2 separate regions of the Homo sapiens genome follow, and region 1 is linked to region 2. Evidence: chromatin loops called from intact Hi-C (ENCODE). Cell type or tissue: Caco-2. All regions are shown on one strand. Each heading gives the region's core, and the rest is flanking DNA. Links, peaks and the distances in the headings are about the cores only. Region 1 overlaps PAPSS1 (3'-phosphoadenosine 5'-phosphosulfate synthase 1). Region 2 overlaps LOC105377358 (a long non-coding RNA gene).

Region 1 (8,000 bases), core at 1-8,000, 68 kb after region 2:
CTGGTAATAATAGTATTTCTTTCTCCAGACAACTTATCATTTATTTCAAATAAATCAAATGACAACAAACTACATCCATTTTAGAAACAAGAGAATGTTGTTTTAATTTTTTAAAGGTTTCTTTTTCTCTTCTGTCCCCACTATTACAAAATGAGCCATAAAAATGAGGACACAGGGTCAGGGCTACATTATTCCTAAATGGGGAACCAACTATGAAGTATCATGGGAAAGGATGGCAGCTTTCAGACTAATGGTTACTAGGCCATAGTCAATTTCCAATTAGCACATGTCAGTAGAGCTGACACTGATAAAAATGTAAATTAAAAAAATTATCTGTTTTGCTTGTTGTATTATCTGTTTGCTTGCTGAATGTGGATTGTGATTTGTACTAAAAGAGCAGGTATACTAAATAAAGGTCAAGCACAAAACATTTCATATGTACAAGTACCTACTAAGGTGTAAAAATAACTAGGTGCTATAGATAATGCAAAGAGCTACACATTTTGGGCTAAGAGGGAATCACCCTGTCCACTGCCTTTATTCCAGAGACAAGGAAACAGGGCAGAGAAGACAGGACTCTCAAGTTATATAGCAAGGACAGGGCTATAACCCACAACTTCAGAGTTTACAGCTTCACACTACCACTTTAAACTTACAGAGTGTACTACCTATAGATGAAAGTTAATACAATTCTGTCAGTCAAAGAGAGACAGATACAAGGGGCCTCCAAAAGGTTCATGGAAAATGTTCATTATCAAAAACAACTATGCATGGATTTCCATTTTTCACCAAAATAAACTCACACTAACTGATTATAACATGTCTGAACAGGATCTAGTTTGAGGCACTAAGAAGGGTAAGACATCAGTTTGAAAAAGAGCCCCTATCAGGGCAATATGAGTTCTGCTAAAACTGAAGCAAGAACAAACATCAACTTTATGGTTAAGCTTGGGTAAAAAGAATGGTGAAATCACTGATGCTTCAGCAATAGTTTATGGGGATAATGTCCCAAAGAAATCAGCAGTTTACATTTTAAGAAGGGACAAAATGATGTTGGAGATGATGCCCATAGTGGCAGACCACATAAATTTTCAAGGAAGAAATTAATCTTGCCCATGCCCAGGACCAACAATTTTGATAGTAGAGACAAAAGCCAACACCATAGACATCTCAGTTGGTTTGGCTTACACGATTCTGACTGTAAAATTAAAGTTGAGCAAACTTTCCACTTGACTGGTGCCAAAACCACTACACCCAGATCAGCTGCAGACAAGAGCAAAGCTTTCAATGGACATTTTAAACAAGTGGGATCAAGATCCTGGTAAGAACTGAGGGAGGAGATCAAACGTGGCTTTACGAGCACAATCCTGAAAATAAAGCACAACCAAGCAATGACTACTAAGAGGCAGAAGTGGTCCAGTCAAAGCAAAAGTGAACCAGTCAAGAGCAAAGGTCGTGGAAACAGTTTTTTGGGATGCTCAAGGCATTTTGCTTGTTGACTTTCTGGAGGGCCAAAGAACAATAACATCTACTTATTATGAGAATGTTTTGAGAAAGTTAGCCAAATCTTTAGTGGAAAAACGCCCAGGAAAGCTTCACCAGAGAGTCCCTCTCCACCATGGCAATGCTCCTGCTCATTCCTCTCATCAAACAAGGGCAATTTTACAGGAATTTCAATGGGACATTATTAGGCATCCACCTCTAAGGTCCTAATTTGGCTCTTTCTGGCTTCATTTCCTAATCTTAAAAAATCTTTAAGGGGCACCCATTTTTCTTCAGTCAAAAAAGACTACATTGACATGGTTAAATTCCCAGGACCCTTGGTTCTTTTTTATCCCTAGTCTCCAGATCTCCAGATACCCTCATCCTTCAGGAATGGATTAAATGACTGGTATCATCACTCACAAAAGTGTCCTGATCTTGATGGAGCTTATGTTAAGAAATAAAGTTTACATTTTTTATTTTTATGTTTTAATTCCATTTTCCACAAACTTTTTGAAGTCCCCTCACGTATGTTTGATATAGTTTGGCTCTGTGTTCCCACACAAATTCCATCTTGAATTATAATCCCCACATGTCAGGGGAGGAACCTGGTGGAAGGTGATTAGATCATGGGTGCAGTTTCCCCCATGCTGTTTACAAGATAGTGAGTTCTCATAGATCTGACGGTTTAAAAGTGTGGCACTTCCCCACTTTGTTCTCTTTCCTGTGGCCATGTAAATCGTGCTTTGCTTCTCCTTCACTCCCCAGCCATGCAGAACCGTGAGTCAATTAAACCTCTTTTGTTTACAAATTATCCAGTCTCATGTCGTTTTTTATAGCACTGTGAAAACGGATAAATACAATGTTCAATACTACCAATAATTTGTACTAAAAGCTTGGGTTTTTTTGCTCTTCCTAAGATCTTTGAAGACAGAAGTTGTGCTGTTAATGATTAAGACCACAGACTCTAAAACCAGACTGCCTGGGTTCATCTGCTGAGCTGCCATTTACTAGTCCTGTGACCTTATACAAGCTACTTAGCCTTTGTATGCCTCTAGATACTCACCTACAAAATGGAGGTAACAGCACCTACTTTAGAGATTGTTGTGGAAAATACAAGTTGAGCACCCCAATCCACAATCCAAAATACTCCAAAATCTGAAAATTTTTGAGCACCAACATGACAAAAGTGGAAAATTCCATCTCTGACACCTTTGCTTTCTGATGGCTCAATGTACACAAATTGTTTCATGCACAAAATTATGTAAAATATTGTATACAGTTACCTCCAGGCTATACATATAAGGTATATTTGAAACATAAATGAATTTCATGTTTAGAATTGAGTCCCATCCCCAAGGTACCTCATTCAAATATTCAAATATTCCAAAATCTGAAGGAATCCAAAATCAAAAACACTTCTGGCCCCAAGCATTTCATACAAGGGATACACAACCTATAAATAATTTAATACTTGTAAATAATTAGGACATTGCCTGTCACATAGTGATTGCACAAATATTAGCTAAATTCTCTCTCCATACATAGACTCCCTGGGCTTACCAGAGTAAACATCACTAAGTCCTCAAACTAGTTATGCTCAGTAAGCTATAGCAGACACAGTAGGCAGAGAAATAACAATATTGTCCTTACAGACTTCAAAACAAAATTCCTGAAACCATGAAACTAGATTCAAGTTTTATTTCTACTTCTAATTTCCAGAATGTTGGGAAATTACTTTTCTGGGTTTACCTTTCTCTGACATGAGTACCACAAAACCTGTCATCAGTAAAGATTAGACAATAAGCTAAATCCCTGGGAGCAGCTAGACCACGAAGTACTTCAAAGATTTGTACAGAGAATGTAAGACTTACTGTTCAGAGTCATAGTAGTCCATACGCTTCTTTTTCTTGTTGTAAGCTGCAACTCGAAAGGGAACTATTTCCAAAGTGATTAAACCAGGGGCCATCGTCAGCACTTTGGCACCATGACTTGGCTCATAAAGATCCTTCCCTGTTTCTGGATGAGGCATGCCAGCAGGGTCTCGTCCAACAATGTAAAAGTTGGCTCCTGCAACCATCCGTGCTCTGCAATGCCACTGGACCTAGAATAAAAGTTTCATTTTAGGTAACTTTGCTTTTATGACTATGTACTTAGAAATAGTAAGTGGATAATAAATGCATATGCTTTTTATAAAATCATTATCGGTAGGAAATCTCAACAAATTTAGATGTATCATCCTGGGAAGCCAGAAACAAAACTAACAAAAAACAAAAACCTCCCCCAAACCAAAAGATTAAAAGCATATATCCACAAATATTTATGGATATATATGTATATATATTTATGTATTACTTATAAGATATATGTAAACATACATGTGTCTAGATGTTTGATTTTACACAACTACCAGATGCCATTTACACAGCTCAAAATCTAATATATGAGGTTAGAAGTCAGGATAATGGCTGATCCCTGGAGGGAGGCAACTGCAAGGAGCTTCTGGAATCATGGTAATGCTCTGTTTCTTGATCCAGTATCTGGGTGCTGGTAATTAGGGTGTGCTCACTGTAAAAGTTCATTGAGATATATACACACTTATAATTTATGAACTTTTCTGTATATTATACTTTAACAGGTTAAAAAAAAAACCCTGTTGGATAAAAATGACATGTAGGTACTTACATAAACTAGTACTGAGAAAATCGTATAACTAATATATAACTAATCTTATAACATATGCCTAATACTAGTTAAAAAAAAAAAGATTGGTTGTGAGTAAACGGCCATGCTGCATCCAAAACTAGCCTTGAAGCCTCTAGTTTCAGGCCTAGTAAGACCTATTATTAAAAAACAAAAATTAGTCTAATACCTAGAATAATGAAACTTTAGAATTTAAAGTGACAGTAAAAGATCATCTCTAGTTCAACATTCTCCATAAAATTTGAAGAAAGTGAAGCCCCCGAAAGGTTAAATGACTGGCCAATAAAGTTTAGGATAAACTCAGGCCTAGAAATTTGGTTTTAGCTTCCTTTCAGTGTAAGTCTCCATTATTTAATAATTTATAAAACCATCACTGTTCCATATTAAAATAAGGTATAAATGATAACCACTACACATAAATAACCAAATCATCTTTTATTGTTTTGTTTTCATTTTCTCTCTCCTGGTAATCTCCTGCATACCAGGTACTTATCTATTTACCAACATAGTTTAGAAAGTGCAATAGTAAGAGTGCAATTCCATACCTCACACTTGAATTGTTCACCCTGAGGGGTTTCAACTTTTTAAGTTGTTTCTACTGATGTTTGCCTGCATGTTTTCAAACAGCATGCTTACACTTTGTTATGACTGTTTAATTTTACATAGTATATAACATAGACCTTATTTCCACATCACTTAGACTTCCTACCATATTCGAGTATTTAATGAGGTTCTTATTCCCCAACAGGTACAGTGATATCAACATTTTTGATGAAATCAATATTCATCTGTAAAGTGAGGATTATAATAGTATTTATCTCATAGAAGTTTTAAGAAAATTAATAAATGAAACATGTGAGGTCTTAGAATAATACCTGGCACACAGTAAATATACAAGAAATATTAGCCACTATTATCTCTATTTTAATCCCCTTTTTGCACAACTGTTTTTCCTAGAGTTAATGATTACCTTGATTTTTTTCCACTTGCATAGCTTTGCCAGGTTTCTGTGTACCTTGCTCTAACCTGCTTCATGACCACACAGTTTAACATAATAATAAAACTGTGTGTGTATGTGTGTAAAGATAAGGGAAAAAATACAAAATTCAGGACAGAGATTATCTGGGGTGGGGGGTGGTGGATGATGGAAATGGCAGCGTAAAAAGAATGGGATTGGTGGCTGGGCACAGTGGCTCATGCCTGTAATCCCAGCACTTTGGGAGGCTGAGGCGGGCAGATCACGAGGTCAGGAGATTGAGACCATCCTGGCTAACACGGTGAAACCCCATCTCTACTAAAAATACAAAAAATTAGCCGGGTGTGGTGGCGGGTGTCTGTAGTCACAGCTACTCGGGAGGCTGAGGCAGGAGAATGGCGTGAACCCGGGAGGCGGAGCTTGCAGTGAGCTGAGATAGCACCACTGCAGTCCGGCCTGGGCGAAAGAACGAGACTCCGTCTCAAAAAAAAAAAAAAAAAAAGAATGGGATTGGTAGCAGTACCTGCTAGATTATAAGTCATACTTATCAAATTAGCAGCAATTCTATGTTGTTCATTAAATAGTCTGTTTATTGGTTTTGAGACAGGGTCTTACTCTGTCACTCAGGCTGGAGTGCAGTGGTGCAAAAATGGTTTACTGCAGGTTCAGCCTCCCGGGCTCAGGCAATCCTCCCATCTCAGCCTCCCAAGCAGCTGGGACCACAGAGATGCGCCACCATGCCTGGCTATTTTTTATTTTTTGTAGAGACAAGGTCTTGCCATGTTCCCCAGGCTAGTCTTGAACTCCCGTGCTGAAATGACCCTCCCACCTCAGCCTCCCAAAGTGCTGGGATTACAGGTGTAAGCCACCGTGCCTGGCCATTAAATAGTTTTTAAAAATAACAAATACATACATAATCAAGATTAAGAAGAGCAATTAATTCAGGGGCTAATGACAAGGCATCACGTACCACAGATAATGATTAATCCAATTCTGTGCATCTGAGGTTCATGCAAGACATTTTTAGGAAGTAATATTAATTTACATTCCCACCATGTTTTACTTTTTCCAAGTAAATGGTGGATCATTTTATTAAGGTTCAAATTTACCAACAAAATTAACAAGATATGTTATCTACACATCATTTAAAATAAACCCAAAGAAATACATTTCTTAAAATGTAGCTCATATTTTACCTAATTTGGTTCATAGGGTTCCTAACTCACATTGCTTAAATGTATTCCAAAGTATATGAACCATAAGATTTTGTATACATTACACAAGTTGGAAAAAAAATTAAAAGATGTCTAAATTTTGCAAAAAATATTCACAAGATCTAAAATTTCTACAATATTCTAGACATTTTTTTTTTTTTTTTTTTTGAGATGGAGTCTCGCTGTGTCGCCCAGGCTGGAGTGCAGTGACGATCTCGGCTCAGTGCAAGCTCCGCCTCCTGGGTTCACACCATTCTCCTGCCTCAGTCTCCCGAGTAGCTGGGACTACAGGCGCCCGCTACCACGCCCAGCTAATTTTTTTGTATTTTTAGTAGAGACGGGGTTTTACCGTGTTAGCCAGGATGGTCTCGATCTCCTGACCTTGTGATCCGCCCGCCTTGGCCTCCCAAAGTGCCAGGATTACAGGCGTGAGCCACCGCGCTTGGCCTATTCTAGACATATTTTTAAAGTTTTTTCTAAAATGTTTTATTTTTCCTTATTTTTTATATTCTATTAGCCTTGACTAAAACATGAATACACTTTTTTAGATAGACTTCATCAATTTCCAGTTCCCTGACCAAAGAAACCTACTGTTTGAAAAAGACAAGTTCCCTAAAGATGACTGCTAAAAACAAAAAGTGAGAGAAAAAACTCGAGGGAAAAAAATCTTAACTTTTATACTGTATTTTATTCCCAAGCATTAATATGGTATACATTTGCTGATCTTTTTTCACTAGGGTACAGCTTAAAATAAACTAAAAGAATTAAAGAGAAAAATATTTCCACAAATATGATTCTTTTTGTCATCAACAAAGCCAAGAAGATGCTCATCCAACATGTCAATTCAATGACCTCTGCATTTAAACGCAGGCCAATAATTAAAGGAAATAGGTGGAGCAAATAAGGACTGCTTTCCTCTACATACTTCCAATCTCCTACAAACTGTTTTTATGATAAAGTGAGGCAATTATAGGAAACAAAAAGGAGAAAAAATAGGATGTGACCAGTGAGTTAACATTTTAAAAATAAAACCACTTAAAAAATAAATAAATAAATAAATAAAACCACTAACATAAATTTATATGCTGGTAATAGCCTTACAGAAAGAATAATCTACATGCTGGGACCATGAAACTAAAAAATTATGTAATAAACATTACTTTATAAGACTTTAAAATATTCTTATCACCCGAAATAGCACAACAGTTGCATTTTCTGGAAGCTGTGGTGTTTCATGGACTTGGTGACATAGGTACACAGAGACCCCTGGCTTAGTAAGTGTGCTTCTCTGTTTATCTTGTCAGTCACAAACTTTCAAGCTTCCAGTATTTCAAAGTCAGTGACAAAGCAGGCATGTGAGTGCACAGTGATTACCTTTTTAAACAGTATTATACTACTTTGCTCTGCTTATGTGAAAGAAAACTGGGTATAAGATATCCGAAAGTCAAGATTTTGATAACATGTCAAACAACCCAAGCAATTTCAATTCCAGAAATATTGTGAGGCAAATATGCAAAAAAGGTTCATTTCAGGATTCATTACGGGTTGTCAAAAGACAGAAACTAACTCAAAGATCCTTCAATTGGGTGTTGTTATTGAATTAAATTCCTAAACAGCAGGGAACT
Region 2 (17,174 bases), core at 5,493-13,492:
TCAGAATTGGTTAAATATATTTTGTTGTTGATTTATAATCTAAGGTTATTTTGGACAAAGAATATAACCATATTCTATGAAATCAAATAGTTGAGCAAATTTTATGTATGTTCATGTTGTACTTAGAAAAAAAGTGTTTTCTAATTTTTCAGCTCAGTGGTATCTAAATGCTCTCTAAATCAAGCTTATTAATTGTATCATTAAAATTTTCTATATATTTACTAAATTTCATTTTATTGACCTATTATCTGTGGTCCCCTTAACCCCTTATATGAGCTATTTTATTAATTCCTCTCTTATTTCTCCTATATTTCTTTTTGCATGTATAAATAGATGCATGTATTTTTTTACTTCCCCATTTTCTTAAACAAAAAATTTGGGTGTATGTGTGTGTGCTTTAATTTTTTGTTTAACAATATAGTCTAAACATTACTCCATGTAAGTTCATAGTAGAATCTTAACTCAGAATCCTTATCATTTTTTGTAGCTACATAGTACTCCATCATGTAAATGTGCCATAATTTAGCCAATTAATCTCTAATGTATGGGCATTTAGGTTGTTTGCAGCATCCTGCAGTTACAAATAATGCTGAAAAGAATAATTCTATGCATACATTGTTTATATTTTGGTTAATTTTAGAGTAAATTTCTAAAAATGGGGTTGCTAGGTCAAAGAGTAAATACATATGTAATTATATTATATATTGACAAATTCCCCTCCATAGAGGATCTTCCATTTTTGTATTCCCATCTGCAGTGGAGAAGATGAGTTGTTTCCTCATAGCCTTGCCAACAGAATGTGTTGTAATATTTTTAAATTTTTGCCAACCTAAGAAATGTTATCTCAGTATAGTTTTGATTTGCATTTTTCTTATTATGAGAAAAGTTGAATGCATTTTCATATGTTTGAGAGCCATTTTATATTACTTTTGTGTTGTCAGTTCATATATCTTGCCCATTTTTCAATTGAATTTTTGGTCTTCTTTCCTTAATTATTAATATTTTTATATATATTAGGGATGTCAGTGTCAGTACTTTGTGATACACGTTGAGACATTTTTTTCACAACTTGTCATTTATCTTTTAACTTTGCTAATGGTGTTATTTCTTATAAAATTTTTTTAATGTAGGCAAATTTTTCAGTCTTTTAATGCATCAGTATTTTAAGTCATATTTAGAAGGCTTTTCTTATATATGGATTATGGAGGAATTCGCCAATGTTTTCTTTGAGTTTAATTTTCGCATTTAGATCTCTGATCCATTTGAAGTTTATTCTTGTAGTTGGTATGAGGAATAGTTCTCATTTTTTTGTTCCAAATGATTATTTGGTTTTACTAGCACCATTTATTTTTCAAAATTCATCTTTGCCCGAGTGTAGTTTGAATTTTCTATTCTATTCCATTGGTCTTAGTTTTCAAGCACCAACACCTTATTATTTTAATTATTGATTAGCTTTATTATTAATATCAAAAACCTTTTTTATAGAGAGACATTTTAGTCCTCCCCTACCCCACCAACCCATAGTGCCTCCTTCTCAGTGTTTTCTTAGCTCTTCTTATGTGTTTCTCCTTCTGTATAAACTTCAGTATCAGCTTGATTTCCTTCAGGTAGAAAGCTTGTTGGTATGTTTGTTGGGATCACAAATGTACGTATCACTTAAAGAGAATGAAATTGGATGCTTTATCAAAGAAAAAGAATGGTTTCCATTTGTGTTATTTAGGAACACTTTATGATTCTCATATAGATTTTGCACATTTTTTAAGCTGTGCTAAGCATTTTGTTTACTTATTTCTTTAAGGCTATCTTAAATGGAGTTTTTCTTTCATTATAACTCCCAAATTGTTATATATATATATTTATATATATATTTATATATATATTTATATATATATTTATATATATTTATATATATTTATATATATTTATATATATTTATATGTATTTATATATATTTATATGTATTTATTTATATTTATATATATATTTTATATATATTTTTATATATTTATATATATATTTTATATATATTTATATATATATTTTTATATATTTTATATATATTTATATATGCTATTTATTTTAGCCTGTTAATTTTATATTCTGCTCCCTTGTTAAAATCTTTTAATGCTTGAGTTAGTTTTATTATTGATTCTCTAGCATATTTTTAAGTTACTGTCTGCAACTAGTTGATTCTTTTTTTTTAATACTTATTGTCTCCAATTGTTTTTCTTTCTTTAATCACATTGGCTTATACTTCCAACACAATATTAAATAATATTGGAGATGGTGGACTTAACGCATCTTGCTCCGGGTCCCTGTAGGATTCAAGTATATGTTATTTTATTATGTCAAGAAAATATCCATTTATCTCTGTTTTTCCTAAGTGTTTTTGTTAGAATGAAACTTTGTCAAAGGCTTTTTTCAGCATCTATGGGAATATTCATATGATTTTTTTTGTCGTGAGACCTATTATATGGTGAATCATATTAATAAAATTTTTAATGTGAAATCATCTTTTCGTTCTTTATATACATCACATTTGGTCATAGTTTATTGTGTTGTTAATACGATAATTGATTCTGTTCATTAATATTTTATTTAAAAATGTTACATCAATATTCATGAGTGTTTTAGTACCACTATTTTATCAAACTTAGAGATAAATGTTTAATTCACTTTATTTAAAGAATTTGGATGGTGTTCCTTATTTTCTTCATTTTCATTGCTCTAAAACAAGTTATATCTCATCAATTTACCTAATATTTAGGATTTGGCTACATTTCCCCTGTGAAAACTTCTAGGGTTGGTATTTTCTTGTGTGTTAGTTCCCTGATAAGTCTCTCTATTTCTTCTAAGAACATTAGTCTATTGAAACTTTCTCTTTCTACTAGGATCAATTTTGGTAAATTTGATTTTAAGTTTATTTGCATAGAGATAGGCAAATTATTCAGTTATGATATATGTTTCCTCTTTATTAATAATTATTTTCCTTTTGTCATTTCTTAATTTGTATATCTGTATATTTTTCCTTGATTATTTTAGCTATTGGTTATTGTATTTTTATGATTTTTTTAAAGAATCAGTATTTTTATTTATTAATTTACCCTGCTATTTCTCTGTTTTCTGCCTCATTAAATATTGTTTAGAATTTATTATATCCTGCCTGATGCTTCCTTTTGGTTTGCTTTATTGTTCTGTTTCTGGCTTTATTTACTTAGGATTTAATGTGTTTATTTTTATTCTTTCATTTTTATTGATATAGGTGTTTGGGGTTATTCTTCATAATTGTTCCGTCTGATCTCTGCTCTAAATATGTCTCACAGGTGTGGTTATGTAGTGTTTCATCATTATTTTTCAGAAATCTGTAAGTTATGTTTGCATTTCCTCTTTCACTCAAGATTTGTTTTTTTAAAAAGGCTTTTTAATATCCACATGAAAGATTGTTTTTGGTTTTGAACTCCTTTAAAATTTCTATGTTCTTTGGCTCTTCTATATCCTTACCTTTTCCTTTGTCTACTTCATCTAGTTGGTATTGTGGGTGGTGATTTCTAGTCTCTTATTATTATTATGTTTCTATGTATTCTCCTTTTTATCTTTTGTAGTTTCTGCTTTATAATACTGATAATTGTGCTGTTTAAAACATAGGTATTCATAACTATTATTTTTTAGCTGTAAACTGTGGCTTGTAGTATTATAAAGTGTTCTTTTTTATCTGATTAACTATTTTTGCCATGAAATCTGTTTTGTCTGATAATAGGTTTATATCAGCCCAGTATAAATTTGCCCATCATTGTATTTTTAGCTTTTTTAACTCCCATTGCTTTACGTATTTCTTTTTTAATCAGCATAGAGTTAGGGTTGCTATATGAGACAATAAGAAAGCTTTTTTCTTTTTATGGGCAATTTAAGCCTATTTACATTTATTGACACAGTTGATCTAAATACAATCATATTACTTTATGTTACAGTTACTGCAAAGTTTATGTAAGATTGTGTATCTTCTATATGGCATGTCTTGTTTGCATTTTTCTTAATATTTATTCTCAATTTCTTGATGTTTAGGATGATTTAATTTTTTGTTCTACTGGTCCTCTTTGGACGTATGCTCTAATTCCCTCTTACTTTTTCTTATCATCAGTTTATCAACTTATAAAATGGTATCCCTTGACTCCTACCTATTATCTACAGAGCAGTCAATGACCTTACTCCACTTTCCCTTTCTCATTCCCCACTCTTCCCATTTTTAGTTGCATTCTTTCTCCTTCTTAAGACTATATAATGTTGACATACCACCCTTTCACCCATGTCACCAGCCTCCTTTAGTCTTAGGTATACAACTAAATTTATTAAATATTCAACATTAGTTCTCTTGCCCAAGCTTTTCCTGTCATTTCTCTGTTAAATGAAGCTCAGTTAAATGCAGTTAGATTTCTTAAATGTCATTTATCTGTTAAATAAAGCTAGATTCCTTGGAAATAGCTTGTTAGTATTTTCTGAGTTCTTGTGATTTTTAAATATATATATATATATATATATATATATATATATATATTTGCTTTGGCACTTGTAGTGGGTTGAATTGTGACCACCAAGAAGATATGTTCAAGCTGTAATTTCTCATGCCTGTGAACATAACCCAATTTGGGAACAGGGTCTTTGCACATGTAATTAGTCAAGGATCTCCAGATGAAATCATCCCAGACTTAGAATGAGCTCTAAATCCAATGATTGGTGTCTTTATAAGCAAAAAGAGAGGTAGATTTAGGCATAGACACATAGAGAGATATACAGAGAAAGGCCATGTGCAGACAAAGACAGAGATTGAAATGATACAGCCACAAGCCAAGAAATGCCAAGGACTGCCAGAAGCCACCAGAAGCTAGGAAGAGGCATGGAATATTCTTCCCTAGAGGCTTCAGAGGGCACATGGCCATGCCAACAGCTTGATTCAGACTTCTAGCTTCCAGAACTGTAAGAGAATACATTTCTGTTTTAAACCACCAAGTTTATAATAAGTTGTTAATGTATCCCTAAGAAACCCATACAGCACTTAAGACATAACTTGGCTGAATATAAAAACACTTATCTCTCATTCTTCTTGAGTTCTCCAAAGTGCTGCTCAACTGTTACCTTATTTTGATAAATCTGATACCAATTTAATTTTTTAGTAATTTGGACCTGAGGCTCTTGAATTAGTCTTTAGAATTTAGTAACTTTACTAGAGTTTACTATTTCAAATCAGTTTTCCCAGGTTCACCACAGGCCCTTTCAATATTTAGATTTAAGTTTGCCCTCATTTTTATAAAGTTTTCTTGGATTACAGCTTTAAATATTAGTTCTGTTTCATTGTTATTTCATTTTAGTTTTTCAGCAACTCCAATTATACTTAATTTGGATTTTCATTGTCTTTTTAATTTAATCACCCTTTACTTTCTTTTTTATATCATTTTCTCTTAGCTGTTTTTCTGTCTTCTTAAAATGCTTCTTATTGAATTATCATCTGAGTCTACTCCCCATTGGGTACCTTGCTATTTAATCTTCATTTCTGAGATTGTTTTTACCCCTTAATTTATTTCCCAATTTCAATCAACCCTCATTACATTTCTTATTTTTTAAAACAATTTCTGTTCTTATTGAGTTTTTATGCTGTGTGTTTTTATAATAGCTCCAAATATTTACCCGATTATATTAAATTCACTGTAGAGTATGATTCAGCTTACTGATTGATTCTTTGGTGAGAATTTTCATCAGCTGAAGTACTTTATTTTCATTTTCTATTTATAGTACCATTTATGGAGTTAGTCTGATTTTTCTGTGTTAGACATAAGAATTTCTAGTTCAATATCACCCTCTTCCATCATAACAGTGCATCGCAGTTTCTATAATGAATAATATTAGTTGTTGGGAGTGTTAAACCAAGTTTAGCCTAAAGCTGCCTCCTTACATATTTTAAGTTCTGCCTAAAGGTTTTTCTGTACATCATGAACTATAACAAGTGGAGGTGTAAACAGACCATAGCCTACACTTGTGCCAATCATTGAGTTTTGGCCAAATCTAGTCAACTGTTCAAACCGTGTTCAAATAAGGCAAACATCAAGCTGTAACCAATCTGGCTGTTTCTCTACCTCACTTTCCTTTTCTGTACATCACTTCCTTTTTCTGTCCATAACTCTTCTTCCACCACGTGCTGTGCTGGAGTCTTTGAGCCTACTCTGGCTCAGATGGCTGCCCAATTAGCAGGTCGTTTGTTGCTCAATTAAACTCCTTTAAATTTAATTAGGCTGAAGTTTTTCTTTTATCAGGTGGAAGGGAAGAGCTGGTATGTCTTATTTTTCTTTTCATTTCTGTGTTATTCTTAATTTTCCCCTTACTGCCTTCTTTTCCTTCCATGTTACTTCTCCAAAGGAAAATCTCTTTTTCTATGTACTTGCTTTTCCCTTAGAAGAAATGCTTCTCTCAGCCCGCTACCTCCAGTTTCACTCACATTCCAGACTCCCCTTTGTAGCTGGTGCTGTGAACTAAGTCCCAGACCTCAATTTAATAGTTAGGACTTTTTTGTATGGTAGCTTTTTTTTTTTTTTAAACCTATGCTACACCTACGGCCTCCGTGTTCCTCTCTCCCACCATGGGCACCCATAGACAGCTGTAGCAGTGGGAACTGCAACTGTAACTCCGTTTGAATTTGTATTTATTTCTCTACTTACAGGTAATTTGGAATTTGTAAGATTCTCTGTTTCCTACTAAGGCTGTAGGCATACATCACGTGTGGCTCCTTTGGGTTCATTTTTTATTTTAGGATTTGAGGGAGAGTTTTTGGAGAGGTCTAGATTTAAGTGGTCATCATTGTCCCAGAGCCAACCAAAACTCCCTATTATCCCTTTCAATGTTTTCTCCCTCTTATTTCTCCCTTCTCTAATTTTAGACCCCTTACTATATGCATATTAAACTCTCTGTTTTCTTTCCATGTCTCTTAATTTGTTTCTTGTGTTATATATTTTTTCTTCTACATTCTTTCATTTTTATTTTCTATGTGTATTTCTGTTGTGTAATATTCTCAGATAAATCTTGTGATTTATTCCTCCTTTCTTCAACCGTGGCTAGTGTAACATTTAACACTCCTGTGGAAATTGTTTCCCAAGTTATTTTTTCATGACTAATGGCTTTAAGATAACAATGGTATGTACTTCATAGGATTATCAGAAGCATTAAGAGTTTTAAAAGGCTACAATGCGTCACATATTTCCTGGTACATAGTATTTACTTTAGACCATTCGGGCTGCCATAACAAAATACCATAGCTTATAAAACAACAGCAATTTCTCACAGTTCTGCAGGCAAGGAAGTCTAAGATGAAGGCACCTTTAGGTTTGGTGTCTGGTGAAGGGCTGTTTCCTGGTTCTTAGATGACACCTTCTCCTGTGTCTTCACATGGTGGAAGAGATAAGGCGGCTCAGTAGGGCCTCTTTTATAAGGACACTAAGCCCATTCATGAGGGCTCCATCCTCATGACCTAATCACCTCTCAATGGCCCCATCTCCTAGTACTATCCCATTGGTGATTAGGTTTTGACATATAAATCTGGTAGGACACACACTTTCAAACCATAACAGTACTCGTTAATTGTCAGCTATCACTATTATATATTTAGGATACTCGACTCTAGCTCTCATTCCTATAGGACCTTCAACCTAAACTTCTCTTCCACTGCAGATGTCAAAATCCCAGGCCCCAGCCATTTAAACCTTTATCTACTTCCTATAACTCCATCATCCAATTTAATTTCAACTCCCACACGCCCCTTTGTGGATTTCTTTTGATTCTGGCTTGGCTATGTGTCAAAAAATATTATATTTTATAATAATGATAATAATAAATTATAAAAGATTTAAAGCACTTTTCATAGCATCCATTTGAAACCCAAGATAACTGTCTTTTCCATCCATATCTGATAAGAAATTCCCTGCAGCAGCACTTAGGACTTAGCTTGAAAGCTGCCCAGTGGAATTATAATCTGTCCAAACTCTGAGAATGTGTCTGGCCTCTGTCTTCCCCTTCTTTTTGAATAATCCCTTTGAAATATCCTAGAACAGTCTAAGTTCCAAAGGAGTAGGTGAAACTCTTGACAGCTGCACAGGGGATTAGGGGGAACACTCTCACTCCCACATTTGTGTAGAATCAGCTTAAGTACTTTCAATATTCTTGCTTTATACTATAATTTTGGCCGACTATACAAAAAGCACTTTATTAAGAAATAGAAGTTCGCACTCAAATTCCCTTTAGGGAAATTTTTTTTTGAAACATGAAAACAGGTCATTTGAGCCAAATAATTGATAAAAATAAATTGGCATCAAACAGAAAGTAAGAAAAAAAGAGAGAGACTAGAAAAAGGAAAAGGCCACTTCCAACATACTGCAGTGTAAGGATCAGAGAAAATTTATTGTATCTATTTTGGTCAACAAACTTCACTGTAAAACCTTTTTCTTAAGCCTATTGATCAAAGTCAGTCAGGTTTCCAGATAAAAAGGGAACCTACTATGAATAATGTGGAGAAGAAAAAGAGGCGTCAAAAAAAAAATGCTAGCACTGGGCAAAGGATAAGGGAAAAGATGATGCTGGAGGCCAGGGCTCTGAAGGAAACAAATACTCAAGCTATTGTAATAGGGATGCATCAAAGTGAAATGCAAATTATAATAAGAAAACTATCAAAAAATATGCTTGGATTTCTTTGTGTGAAACCTAGTAAAAAGACTGAGTTTTGCATCGAAGCTTACATAAAGCTGAAAATAATCGCATGTAGATAGGAAGAAATTTCTACATCTTGGTTATGGTAGAAATTGAGTCTCTTAAAAGTTTATAATAGACATTGTGTCTTGACATAATAAAAATTTTAACATATGTAGTGGGAGGAAATAAATGTTTTATGCAAGCAAAGATGAAAAATCCAGAAGACAACATTACAAAATGTTGCTGTTATTGTTGCTTAACCAGGACCTCTTTTCATAGATCCACCAGTGGCTTCAGCTAGCGATATTGGCCCTGAAACACTTTTGATAGGTATTGAAACTATTGGTTCCATCTCCTGGGACCACCATCAGTAGGAATAGAATTAATCCTTGCTAATCAGCCAAGCATTGTATTGCCTTAAGCAGTACAGGTGGCCACATCTAGATGAAATGCAGAAATCACATATCCCTTCTATTCCTGTGTGTTCTTGCCTAGTAATCTGTAATTCTCCTGGCTATAAACTGTTCCTTCCTAGCAACAATATACCATAATTTCACTGGCCATTCTTATTCATTAATACCAGCTGCTTAGCAGTGCCTGAAGGTATCAGAAGAAATATGTGTAGATGGTTTTACCATATGGTTGTTAAAAGCTGATGAAGTCCTTTCATGTAAAGCTGGTGTTGGCCAGACACCATATGCATGAAGCAAAGGCCAGCAATATGAAATGAGAATCAAGGCTTGCTACAAAAGAAGAGTTCTTTTCTCTTTGTTACTTTTGACTTATGATCTTCTTTGTACCTGGGCATTAAGAGTAACTACAAATATCTAAGGCACTTTCACCACTGTGAATTTACAAGTTGTGTTTCGCAGATCACACTTTATTGCAAGCATTGAAAATAAAGGCACAGGGTATGATAAATCAGTAAAAATGAAATCTGTTACAAAGTTGTTTCAGGTTAACAGTCTGACAAGTGGACACTGTTCTGATCACAGTAAGGGTACTGGACTTTACGCTGAGATCAATGGGAAGCAACGGGAATAGGGGAGTGACTTGATCAGGTACACATCTTCAGACCATCACTCTGGCAATAGATGGAAAATGTACTGAAGAGGAGGAAGAGTGGATGAGTTGCTGATGGTTTGGGCTAGACAGTAGCTGTGAGGATGGAGAAACGATGCAATCCTCTGAAGTGTGGGAACAACAAATTGCATTTCAGTTCCCAGGCACTGATTTCTCAGTTCTGCCAAACATCTCCAACCCTGAAACCACAGCCATTATTCATCTCATTCTCTGTGCTAAAACAGCCTTGCTGGGTACCAGCCACCATGGCTACTGATAATAAAAAGGCCAGAGTCTCAGCTGCAGCTGCCCGAGGAAATGGAACTAAAGCAGATGAAGGCAAGGCCTAAAGGAACGGGATTATGTTACTTACTGTGGGATCTGAACAGAGATGACAGCAGCAGAGAGGAAAGGAGTCCACGGAACAAAGAATCAGCAGGGCACCAGCCACCGCTTAATCTGTTCCCCAAACAGTGATAAGAAAAGCATTCCTTTGATCAGTGTACACCAAGAAAGCCCTACACAGCCAGATTTCCTCCTGCAAAATAGGTCTTAAAGCCTTATTGAATTTGATTATCTAAAAAACACTCTCTGTTATAAAGATCTAAGAAACAAAGTACAAAAAAAAAATCAAAACAATCCAAAAAGCTTCTTTGGGAAGCCATTTGACAGTGTGGCAGCTGGATATAGGACCAATCCCAAGATAAGTGAAGACCTTCCATTTGATGAAAGAGCTAACCCTGCATATAATGCAGAGACCTAGACTCAGGCCATCTCATGGTATTCTGTGAACGTTATTGATTAACTTCAAATGGCAAGACAAAATTATGAACAGCAGTCCTGTAATTCAGTCAACCTTTAAGGGTAGAAGCAATGTTCACCTGTACATAATTCTCTTGGACAAGACAGGTGGAAGCTGGCTGACAACAGGAAATCTATACAGATGCTTGAAAGTTGAAGAACGTTGATGTCAAACTGAAAAAATATTTTGAATGTATAATGAAGCACAAATAGATGAGCACACTTATCTGCACAGCAACATGAAAAATGCAGATACACCCAGCTTATGCACTGCTTATAGAAACTGATGAGTTTTTGTTAACATGGGATTATTAATTATTTCTGTAAGAAAAAATCAGCATGATGCTGAATGTTACAGTATCAAAAAAAGCTTAATTTAAAAAAAACCCAATCACTTAAGCTTCCCTAACTAAATAAGAAATCTAAACAATCATTACATATTCAGAAATAAAGCAGCACTTATACGCATGCAGTATGGAGAGAACTTCTAGCCAGAATTTAATGTTCTCAATCACTTAAGAACCATGAAAATAACCACATCACACGGTATTCGCTCCTCTAATAAAAATCAATCCTAGGTTAAGTTCCTCCTCAAGTTGAAATTCCCCACTACAGTTTAGACAAAACCAAAAGCATTATTTTTTCTTGTAATTTCTTGGTCTCAAGACAGAAAATTGAAATTATTGGTCAGGTATAGGCATTTGTTTTTACATTTTCACTGATTGCAATTAGCAGAATGTGTCACTCTACAGAGTAGCTGTGGAAAACAAAAAATAGCCACAAATCTTCTGGCTTTCTTCCCATCCATTCCACTTTCTTTTAAATCTATGCAGGCTAAATGCATGAATCAATAGATCATAGAAGGAGTGACACTGGGCTAGTCTTCATGTCTAAAGGACATGGAAACTTCTACTTCCTGTCTCCTCAAACACTCACTCTAGGGGATGCCAAACACCATAGAAGAATTTCAGCTTCCTGAGATTGCCATGCTGTGAGAAACCTCAAGCTAGTCATGTGTAGATGCTCACTGAAGAGAGAGGTACCTGGCTAACCCCTAGCTGTTCCAGTCAAACCAGCCCATGCACATGACATGGAATAAAAAACTATTTGGATATCAGTTCAAATGACCTATCAGATGATGCCATCCTCATTTGACATGTGACTGCAACCACATGAGGGAGCCTAGGTGAAAACTGCTCAGCTAGCTAAGTACATTCAACCCACAGAATCATGAATAATAACAATAAATTGCTATTTTAAGCCATTAAGTTTGGGATAGTTTGTTATAGTAATTAATAGCAAGAGTGCGCTGGGCACAGTGGCTCATGCCTGTAATCCCAGCACTTTGGGAGGCTGAGGCGAGTGGAACACCTGAGGTCAGGAGTTCAAGGCCAGCCTGACCAACATGGAGAAAACCCATCCCTACTAAAAATACAAAAAAATTAGACAGGCGTAGTGGCACATGCCTGTAATCCCAGCTGCTTGTGAGGCTAAGGCAGGAGAATCGCTTGAACCCAGGAGGCAAAGGTTGTGGTGAGCTGAGATCATGCCATTGCACTCCAGTCTGGGCAAAAAGAGCAAAACTCCGTCTCAAAACTAAATAAATACATTTTAAGAATGGTAGCATTTTGCCAAAATCTCAGTGCAATTTTTAGAGTTAAATTCTAAACTGTTTTCACCTTAAGTTGATATGTTATAAGTGTAAGCTGTTTTATGCAAGCCTCAGGTAGCCATAAAGCAAAAGCCTATAAAAGATATACAAAATATAGGAAGAAAAGAATCAAAGCCTACTACCACTACAGAAAGACCATCAAACCACAAAGGAAGAAAGCAAGAGAGGAAGAAGAAAATGAAAGATCTATAGAACAACTAGACAACAATTAACAAAATAGTAGGAGTAAGTCTACACCTATCAATAATAACCTTGAATATAAATGGGTTAAATTCTCTAATTAAAAGATATAGAATGGCTGAATTGATTTTTTAAGACCAAGACTTAACTATATTCTGCCTACAAGAGACTCACCTCACCTGTAAGGACACACAGACAACATGCTCCTCAATGACCACTGAGTCAATGGAAAAATTAAGACGTAAATTTAAAAATGCTTTGAAGCAAATAAAAATGTAAACATAAGATACCACAACGTATGGGATACAGCAAAAGCAGTACTAAGAGGAATGTTTATAGCAATAAACATCTATGTCAAAAAAGTAGAAATATTTTAAATAAAAAATCTAATAATGTACCTCAAGGAACTAAAAAAGCAAGAATAAATCAAATCCAAAATCAGTAGATAGAAAAAAATAACAAAGATTGGAGCAGAAATAAATAAAATGGAGGCAAAGAATAAACAAATCAACAAAATGAAAAGTTGGTTTCTTGAAAACATAAACAAAATCAAGAAGGCTTTATCTAAAGAAAAAAGAGAGAAGACCCAATAAATAAAATCAGAGACGAAAAAGGAGATATTACAGCTGATACCACAGAAATACAAAAGATCACTAGAGACCATTATAAATAACTATAGCCAACAAATTGAAAAACCTAGAAGAAAGAGATAAATTCCTGGACACATATGACATACCAAGACTGAATCGTAAAAAAATAGAAAACCTGACCAGAGCAATAAAAAGTAACAAGATTGAATCAGGAATAAAAAAAATCTCACAACAATGAAAAGCCCAGGAACAGCTAGTTTCACGCTGAATTCTACCAAACTTCCCTTAATGAAGAACTAGTACCAATTCTTCTCAAACTATTCCAAAAAAAATTGAAGGGGAGAGAATTTATTCTAACTTATACTACAAGGCCAACATTACCATAATATCAAAAGAAGACAAAAACACAACAAAAAAAGAAAACTATAGGCCAATATTCATGATAAACATAGATGCAAAAATCCTCAACAAAATCCTAGCAAAGTGGATCCAACAGCACATCAAAAGGATGATAAACCATGATAAGGTCAAGGAGGATTTATCGTAGGAATGTGGGGGTGGTTTAACATATACAAATTAATAAACATAGATCTCATCAACAGAGTAAAGGACAAAAACCATATGAGAACCACAGTAGATGCAGAAATGTATTTGTTAAAAAGTCAACATCTCTTCATGACAAAAACTATCAACAAATTAGGCATAGAAGGAACATACTTCAAAACAATAAAGGCTATATATGACAGGCCCACAACTAACATGATACTAAATTGTGAAAAGCTGAAAGCCCTTCTGCTAAGATGTGGAACAAATAAGGCTGCCCACTTTCACCACTTTTATTCAATATAGTTCTTGAAGTCCTAGTCAGAGCAATTAGGCAAGAGAAAAAAAAAAAAAAGTCATTCAAATTGGAAAGGAAGTCAAATTGCTGCTGTTTCCGGATGACATAATCTTATATTTAGAAAAGCCCAAAGAGTCCACCAAAAAACTACTAGAACTTATAAATGAATTCAGTAAAGTTGCAGGATACAAAATCAGCATACAAAATCAGTAGCAGTTTTACATGCCAGTAGTGAACAATCTGAAAAAGAAATCGAGAAAGCAATCCCATTTATGGTAGCTATAAAATAAATAAAATGCTTAGGAATAAATGTAACCAAAGAGGTGAAAGATTTCCACAATGAAAACTGTAAAACATTGATGAAAAAAATTGAAGAGGACACCAAAAATTTTTTTTAAAATCCTATGTTCATAGATTGCAACAATTAATATTGCTAAAATATCCATACCACCCAAAGCAATCTACAGATTCAATGCAATTACTATTAAAACACCAATGATGCTCTTCACAGAAATAGAAACAAATCCTAAAATTTGTACAGAACTTGAATAGCCAAGCAATCCTAAGCAAAAAGAATAAAGCTGGAGGCATCACACTACATGACTTCAAAATATACTACAAAGCTATAGTAATCAAATCAGCATGGTGCTGGTATAAAAGTAGACACATAGACCAATGGAACAGAATAGAAAATGAAGAAATAAATCCACACATTTACTGCTAACTGATTTTCAACAAAGGAGCCAAGAACATATGTTGGAGAAAGAACAGTCTCTTCACTCAGCAGTGCTGGGAAAACTGGATATCCATATGCAGAAGAATGGAACTAGACCCCTATCTTTCACCATATACAAAAATCAACTTAAAATGGATTAAATATTTAAATCTAAGATCTGGAACTATAACACTACTAGAAGAAAATGGGAAATGCTTCACAATTGGTCTGGGAAGAGATTTTTTTTTTAGTATGTCCTCAAAAGCACACACAACAAAGGCAAAAAGAGACAAATGGGAGTATATTGAATTCAAATGCTTCTGGACAGCAAAGGAAACTATCAATAGAGGAAAGAGACAATCTACATAATGGGAGAAAATATTTGCAATCTATACATCCAGCAAAGGATTAATATCCAGAATATACTAATATAAAGAAATCATCCTTACCTAGCAGGGGAGATGTGATGATCAGACTATATAAGAAACTCAAACAACTCAACAGCAAAAAAAAAAAAAGTGATTTTTTAAATGAGACAATGATCTGAATAGACATTTCTCTAAAGAAGACATACAAATGGGCAGCATGTATATGAAAATATGCTCAACATAACTAACCATCAGGAAAATGAAAATAAAAACCACAATGAGATATAATCTCACCCAAGTTAAAATAGCTATTATCAAAAAGACAGCAACAAAAAAATAATGAAGATGTGCAGAAAGGGAAACACTCCTACACTGTTAATGTATATTAGTGCAGAAACTATGTAAAACTGTATGGAGTTTCCTCAAGAAACTACAAGGAGAACTGCTATATGACCCAGAAATCCCACTACTGGCATATGTCAAAAGTAAAGGAAATCAATAAGTCAAAGAGATCTCTGCACTCCCATGTGTATTGCAGCTCTATTCACAATAGCCAAGATATGGAATCATCCTAAGTGTCCATCAACAAATGAATGGATAAAGAAAATGTGGTATATATACATAATGAAATATAATTTAGCCATAAAACAGAAAAAAATTCTGTCATTCACAGAAACATGGATGAAACTGGAGGACATTATGTAGGGAAATATGTCAAGCACAGAAAGACAAATGCCACATGTTCTCACTCATATGTGGAAGCTGAAAGAGTTGATCACATAGAAATAGAGAGTAGAGTAATATAATAGTTACCAGAGCCTGAGAGGGTAGAGCTAGAGAGAGACTGGTTAATGGGTATAAAATTATAGTTAGATAAAAGGAATAAGTTTTCATGTTCTATAGGGTTTTAAGGTGACTACAGTTAATAATAATGTATTGTATATTTCAACATAGCTAGAAGACAGGATTTTGAATGTTCACAATGCAAATAAATGGTAAATATTTGAGATGATGGATATCCCAATTACCCTTATTTGATCATTACACATTGTATGCATGTATCAACATAGCACATATACCCCATAAAGATGTACAATTATTATATATAAATTAAAATTTTTAAATAAATTTTAATGGGCTTAATCCTATAGACCTCAGTGTGAAATAGAGTAGCCCCTAGCCATATGTAGCTATGTAAATTTGAATGAATTAAACTTAAATTATATTTCAAAATTCAACTTCTCAGTCACACTGGCCACATTTTCAGTGCCCAGCAGCCACAGTGGCTAGAGATCACCATATCATGCAAAAGAGATTATAGAATATTTTATCACAGAAAGTTTTATCAGATAGTGCTTTTATAGACCAACCCAGAGCTCTGTCCATGCTTCTCTGTAGAAGAATGAGGCTGAGAGGGAACATGTATGTGGACAATGTATTCTGTCTGCTTAAGCATAAAACTAATTCAAAGCACAGTTCTAAGACATATATGTAACTGAACTGAGGAAAGAAATGAAAAACTAGGTGTGGATTTTAAACAAAGTTGGTAAAACTTGTCCAGGCAGAGTTTTTTTAAGCACAAGTCCTAAAAAGTAAAACTTTTTTGATAATTATGTTCCTCCAGCAGTAACTGATCTCATTTTGTCACTGAATATGGGAGAGATTCTTAGAGGAAAAATCATCTCAAGCTTAACCTTGCAAACCCGAGGCAAGCATGCTGCTGTAATTGAATAGGACATGATGCAGAATTCATAAAGGCTTTTGCCTGACAGAGAATCATTAAGCTAAATCAACTGGAAAAGAACAAGGATCCGGTACCTTGGCATGGACCCATAAAAAATGTTGCTTTTCATTATGAGATTCCCTTTGTTCCTTGTGGGAAACTGTGCATCTACATGGATGTATATGTATATGTCTACACAGGAGAACTACAGAAAGAGATGCACAAACCAGTTATGCATCTGCACATATATAGATATGCCTTTAGAAAGAGGATATGCTTAATATGTGATCTTTTTAAAGGTCCTCTAGATACCTTGATGGGTTTTTTGTTTTTGTTTTTAGGTAAAGATCAAACAACAGAATTTCCAAAGTGATAGCTTTCTAACGACACTTAAGATGGGAATCAAGTTTAAGTGTGAGGTGAAGATTTATGACACACGAGAATATAAGATAAAAGTTATTTCATTTTATCTTGCATGGTCCTAAAAAGAATTCCTGT

The links. Hi-C counts contacts between places; a loop is a spot of excess contacts. Peaks named below come from ENCODE experiments on the same cell type or tissue, not always from the same donor. Only the 100,000 strongest peaks of a DNase experiment are listed, where the experiment ranks them.
Region 1: a loop joins it to region 2, with 10 times the contacts of the local background. A loop is called at or near these places in 1 of 110 quality-filtered maps.

Annotation. Positions count from the first base shown.
Region 1 is chr4:107,628,275-107,636,274 of GRCh38, forward strand. PAPSS1 (3'-phosphoadenosine 5'-phosphosulfate synthase 1) reads right to left here. Exons shown (of 12, transcript NM_005443.5): 11 at 3,357-3,586. Among named protein-coding and RNA genes, the nearest start is that of PAPSS1, 88 kb to the right of the region's middle. In Caco-2, for the core only: no CTCF peak of the experiment used is centred there; no DNase peak of the experiment used is centred there.
Region 2 is chr4:107,554,427-107,571,600 of GRCh38, forward strand. The region is part of intron 2 of LOC105377358 (a long non-coding RNA gene); the gene reads right to left. Among named protein-coding and RNA genes, the nearest start is that of PAPSS1, 160 kb to the right of the region's middle. In Caco-2, for the core only: no CTCF peak of the experiment used is centred there; a DNase peak (open chromatin) is centred at 10,195.